Linked DNA regions of Homo sapiens: region 1 is linked to region 2. The links are chromatin loops, found by intact Hi-C in ENCODE. Cell type or tissue: Calu3. All regions are shown on one strand. Links, peaks and the distances in the headings refer to the core of each region. The heading gives the core; the rest is flanking DNA.

Region 1 (2,924 bases), core at 154-2,653, 170 kb after region 2:
ATTATTTTCCAATGATGGTCCTAGACTCACAATAAGAAATGCAAGGAAAGGGTTGGATTACAGTTGGGATAATGATCTGTTCTGCTCTGAACTGCAAGACCCCATTAAGTGGTGTTTTCTAAAGGTTTGAGTAACTCATTTTTATCTCTTCACTTATTCATGAAGATACTGCTGATAACAGTAAAAGAAAAAAGTAAAATGTACTAAATTTCCAACAATAGGGAATTGCTCAGGTAAATGATGTTATGATGGAAGGCTACTAATAAAAGATGTAGATGAATATTTATTGGCATAGAAAGATAATTGTGGTAATTAAATGAAATATTAACTTCAAAAGGGCAAATGTACAACATAATTCCACCATTATTAAATATATGCATTTGAATCAAACTATCTGGAGGAATGTTCAGTGGATATCTCTGGGTGGCAGGATTACAAACATTTAAATCTTCCTTCCTTACACTTACCTGTATTTTCTAATTTTTTTGTAGTGGATACATATTGTTTTTGGCAAAAGAAAAAAACTGATTTAGGTTGTATAAAATCCTATTCCAAAAGCTATTTGTAGGAATGAAGAAAAACATTTTGAAAATAAGTAAGTGCCAACTCTAAAAAATTAATTAAGCAGGGAAAAAATTTTAAATAGCAAAAATGGTGGGAAGGAATACAAATAGAAATAAACATAAATAGCAAAAATGAATTTCATTCTTTTTTAAAAGGATAGAGTCATTTAATGACAAATGTTTGAAATAAACCAAGTATCAATCGCCAACCTGTTTCTTCTTAGCTGAATTCTACCTGAAAGTGCTTCTAAAAGGGACTCAGAGCCTGGGAAGTAAACAGGATACTTTGAAATGTCCAAATTAAATAATCATAAGTTGCAACCTAATCTGATTTTTTTCTTTTTTGAGTTGCAAAAATATCTCTTTAAAATAAATCAAGTTCTTAGACAGAGGGCAAATATATTTATCTTTCCAACCATAATAAAAGCTGTCAGTTGTCAAATGCCTTTTATGCACCCATGTGTCAGATACTTACAAGTCTTTCCTCAAATTCATTAAATTTAATGGTTGGTTTATTTAATCCTCACTGTTTTAGGAGATAGGTATTATTGTGTTCATGTTATAGTTGCTGAAAACCAAAACTCATACAAATTAAGTTTCTTTTCTAACTCTTAAGTAGTAGAACCACATGGCCTTTTTTAAAAATCAGGTAACAAATATTTATTAAATCTACTTTGTATTAGCATTGTGTGTCGTGTGCTAAGAATAATACCAATGAAAAATATACTGTGGTCCCACCGCTTAAAGAAGCTTATATTCTAGTTGAATGACATGAAGCAAAACATTGCAAAAGTGATGAATCTCACAAAATAGGAAACCCAGGATGTGAAGGGGCAGGTAATCTGGTTTGTGACATCTGTCCTGTGGTCAAGACATTTAAACTGAATTCTGAAGCATGAGTAGGAATTAACTAGGCAAAGAGTGGTCGTGGAAGATGATTTCTGGTAGAGGGAAGGGAATGTGCTGAGGCACTGAGATGACATTTTGCTATAGCAGTGTGCTACAACCAACTATCCACAACTCTAGTTTGAAACAATAAGCATTTATTCCTTCCACATGGGTCTGTGAGCCAGCTGCAACTGGTGGGGCTTGGCTGGACTCCAGGGTTCAGGTCTCCCTTGTGTGTTACTCATTCTGTGTTGACCAATAGCTTCCAGGAACATGTTTCTTACATAGCACATGACAGGAGCACAAGAGCCCAAATGGAATCACACAAGCACATTTAAGGCCTCTTAACATGTTCAGGAACACTTCATTGGCTAAAGGAGGCCACATGGCCCAGCCCAAAATCAGTGGGATGGGGAAAATATTTTACCCATAGCGGATGGTATTTTGGAAGAATGTAGATGAATGTGGATACATTATCTAATATAGGAAAGATGTGAAAAATTGTGAACAATGATTCAGTCAACCACATCTAGGTTTTTCAAGGAATCCATTGCCAATATGGCTAAAGAATAGTGAGCCAGGGAGTGACAGTACTAGTTGATTTTATAATTGTCTGTCCTGGAGAATTTCTTCTTCTTCTTCTTTTTTTTTTTTTTTTTGAGACTGAGTCTCACTCTGTCACCCAGGCTGGAGTGCAGTGGTACCATCTTGGCTCACTGCAACCTCTGCCTCCCAGGTTCAAGCGATTCTCCTGCCTCAGCCTCCCGAGTAGTTGGGATTACAGGCGTGCACCACCACACCCGGCTAATTTTTGTATTTTTAATAGAGATGGGGTTTCACCATGTTGGTCAGGCTGGTCTTGAACTTCTGACCTCGTGATCCACACGCCTCGGCCTCCCAAAGTGCTGAGATTACAGGCGTGAGCCACTGCACCCAGCCGGGAACTTCTTATTATAGAGAATATTTTATATATGTATAATTTATATATATAATATATATTTTATATATATATAAAATAAGCATTATACATATATAAGAAGCACAAAAATATGCTTACTTCAAAAATATATATATGTGCTTACTCAAAAAATATATATATATGCTAACTGCAAAAGCTAATAACTTATCGAACTTCTACTTGAACTTTATTCCCAAAGAGATGAACACACTGAAATAACATGATTAACCCACAAAGCTGATATAGTGTCCATTGACTTAAATGTTCCTCCTTAGTTATGTGCCAAGCATTGGGTCTCTGTGTAACAGTAGCACATTTAGAAACTTTGCCTCAGAGGCAATTAAACCAGCTAAACCAGATTTGAACCCCTGAGCAAACAGCATTAAATTTGGTTGCTGCTCATTCTCCTGGAATGAAGGTCAGCTATTTCATACGCAGTGAATAAGCCAAACCAATCATAAAACGTGAGGAAACATCTCATTTGGCTATTTTACCTCGTGAAATGTGATCTTCTA
Region 2 (2,924 bases), core at 207-2,706:
ATTAGGGAGAAAGATGAGCAACTAACTGCCTTGGGGGAGGCTGTTCAAGAGGAAGTGGGGATATTCAAGAAAGAAAAGTAACATTTTTGAGCCAAGACTGGGCCATGTGTAAGATAAGGCACTTATTATGCACTTTCATCCTCTGAAAACAGCTCTCAGAAGTAGATATTGTTATCTTCATTTTGCAAAGGAGTGTGGCTTATGAGACCTGCCCAAGGCCACATACAATGGACAAAGCTAGGATGTGAATCCAGGTCCTTCTTAGTGAGCCTAAGCCCACAGTACGCCCACTCTGCTTCTCCCAGGGATTAATGAATGATTCATCACAATTGTTTTATTTCTGTTCGTAGGGTTTTCTCTCCTACACCTTAATAAAGCCAAAGTTTATTTACTATTAAAGTTACAATGAAGTACTTATGAAAGCATACAAATTTGTAAAATAAGTCCTTATGTTTTCAAGAAAATTACCAGATATAATATTAACGACAAGATGAAACAAAGATACGAATCATGACTTTTGTCCTGTTTTAAAGTCACCTTATGGAACAATACATCATGAAATCAATAGTTGTACATCTAGGAAATTTACCACTGGAGCTCTCTTCCACTGGTGTGGATATTCTAATTGGTCTCAGGTGGCCGTCTCTGCCATTTTGGTGATTGGCTAGAATCCAAGGGTGTTTTTGAAGATGGCACCTGGAATTCACAAAACATGGCTAATTCTTCTGAGAAGAGATGGGACACAAACATGAAAGAGGAGTCGTAAAAACGTCAGGCATCTTTCGGTGCTCCTTCATCTCCTAAGGAGCTTCTCCCAGGACAGGTCTCTGTCCCCGCATTCTTTCCTTCCGCCTGGAGGGTAAGTTCCCGGATGCAGGAGGTAGTTTGTTTGCCCGAGGGCTCCGACCAGCATTGGGTGCTGAGGGAGGCGGGCCCGGCGGTGCGCATTTTTTTTTTTTTCCAGACAAGTCTTGCTCTGTTGACAGGCTGCAGTGCAGTGGCACCATCTCGGCTCACTGTAACCTCCGCTTCCTGGGTTCAAGTGATTCTCCTGCCTCAGCCTCCTGAGTAGCTGGGATTACAGGCGCCCGCCATCATGCCCAGCTAATTTTTGTATTTTTAGTAGAGACGGGGTTTCGGTTTCACCATGTTGGCCAGGATGGTCTCTATCTCCTGACCTCGTGATCCGCCTGCCTCAGCCTCCCAAAGTGTTGGGATTACAGGCGTGAGCCACCGCGCCCGGCCCCGGCAGTACACTTTGAATTCAGCAGTGACCAGGGCTGTTTGTTTAGAAAAGCCCGGGGCTCTGGTTCTCCACTGTAGTGTCATTCAGCAATGATTCCTTAGTGACAAACAACCCCGCCCTAACCCCCAGGTGAGTTTGACCCATGTCTGTTGCTATGCCAACCACAAGGCCCCGCCCCTTTACCCCAGGCTGACTTGGGATTGGCTTTTCCAGTGGGCAAAGGTCAAGGAAGGACGGTTGCCACGGATCATGCGCAGCGCGATGGCCTCGGCTGTGGGCTTCCGCCTGTTTGCCTTTCTTCCGCTCTCGGGGTAAAGGTCACCAGGGGCTGGTTCAGACCGCAGGCTCTGGAATCTGCCACACCTGGGTTGGAACCTTCACCACTGTCCCCCGCCCCAGCCACATTCTAATGAGTTACCTGCGGCAAGTTTAGGTCTAAGCCTCAGATGTTTTCCTCAGATGTAAAAATGTGTATTACCAAGGTTGTGAGATTTTGATGATAGCCGCAGGCACTTCTGTCTTCTTACAACATGCTATGTGTTTTTCTGAGCGTTTTACATAAGCTAACTCAATTCATCCTCACAACAAGCCTACAAGATAGGTATCTTTGTCATCCCACTTACAGATGAGGAAACTGAGGCATGGGAAAGTTACAGGACTTTCTCAACATCCAGTAGTTTGTAGATGCAGACCTGAGACATCAAAGCAAGTTTGAGTCCAGGAAACACCGTTGGGCAGCACATGCCTGTAATCCCAGTGCATTGGGAGACTGAGGCGGGAGGCTTGCTTGAGACTAAGAGTTCCAGACCAGCCTGGGCAAAGATAGTGAGACCCCATTTCTACAAAAAAAAAAAAAAAAAAAAAAAAAAGAAGAAAAGAAACACATGCCACTTTGGGACACAGTAGATATTTAATAAATTCTATTTATTTTTAATCCCATTACTATTATTGGTTCTGGTTTTCACGGCTTCCATGAGTCACTTTGGAAGTGGAGTGAGACAAAACGTTTTTGTGAGAGTATGATTTAAGAAAAATATTTTTGGACTGGCTGAGGTGGCTTGTGCCTGTAATCCCAGCACTTTGGGAGGCTGGGATGGGAAAATTGCTTGAGCCCAGGAGTTCCAAACTAGCCTGGACAACATAGTGAGGCCACATCTCTACAGAAAATAATTTTTGAAAATATATATGGTTTTGAACTTGAGTAAGGATAGTGTGGTTTAATTCAATTTCTCTTTTAACTCCAGTTTATTAAAGCTTAAGATTTTTAACACATTTTGCAGTTTACATTTTTATATACATTGTTCTTAATGATGAACATTAATATCTTCTTGTAGGCTTCTTCTAGGCTAAAGTGAGCTAATATGTGTAAATAACTTAAGTTCTTAGTACTGAGTACGTGCTGAATAAGGCAAGTATATATGGAAGGTCCTGAAGGTATGACTGTGATTTCACCTGGTCCCCAACTCTAATATTTCCTTGTGGGGATGCATCGGTTCCCAGGTTTTCTAGGACCAGTTGAAGCAGTGTACATTTGTACACTGTATTGCCAATTGCCAGTACAAGAGTGGGGAGCTTCTTGAGGCCAGAGGTCTTCTTGAGGCCACTTTGCTATTAAGGAAAAAGTTCACAGAGGAGCAAAGCAGCTGCTGACCACCCAGGAAAGGTAGCCTGATGGGAG

The links. Hi-C counts contacts between places; a loop is a spot of excess contacts. Peaks named below come from ENCODE experiments on the same cell type or tissue, not always from the same donor. Only the 100,000 strongest peaks of a DNase experiment are listed, where the experiment ranks them.
Region 1: it touches region 2 in a loop (2.7-fold over the local background); 3 of 110 quality-filtered maps call a loop at or near these places.

The regions. Positions count from the first base shown.
Region 1 is chr12:93,145,251-93,148,174 of GRCh38, reverse strand. The region is part of intron 3 of LOC643339 (a long non-coding RNA gene); the gene reads left to right. Among named protein-coding and RNA genes, the nearest start is that of LINC02412, 28 kb to the left of the region's middle. In Calu3, for the core only: no CTCF peak of the experiment used is centred there; a DNase peak (open chromatin) is centred at 1,664.
Region 2 is chr12:93,313,317-93,316,240 of GRCh38, reverse strand. The region is part of intron 2 of LOC643339 (a long non-coding RNA gene); the gene reads left to right. Among named protein-coding and RNA genes, the nearest start is that of NUDT4, 63 kb to the left of the region's middle. RefSeq lists a cis regulatory region at 1,554-1,567 and an enhancer at 1,488-1,632. In Calu3, for the core only: no CTCF peak of the experiment used is centred there; DNase peaks (open chromatin) are centred at 910 and 1,440.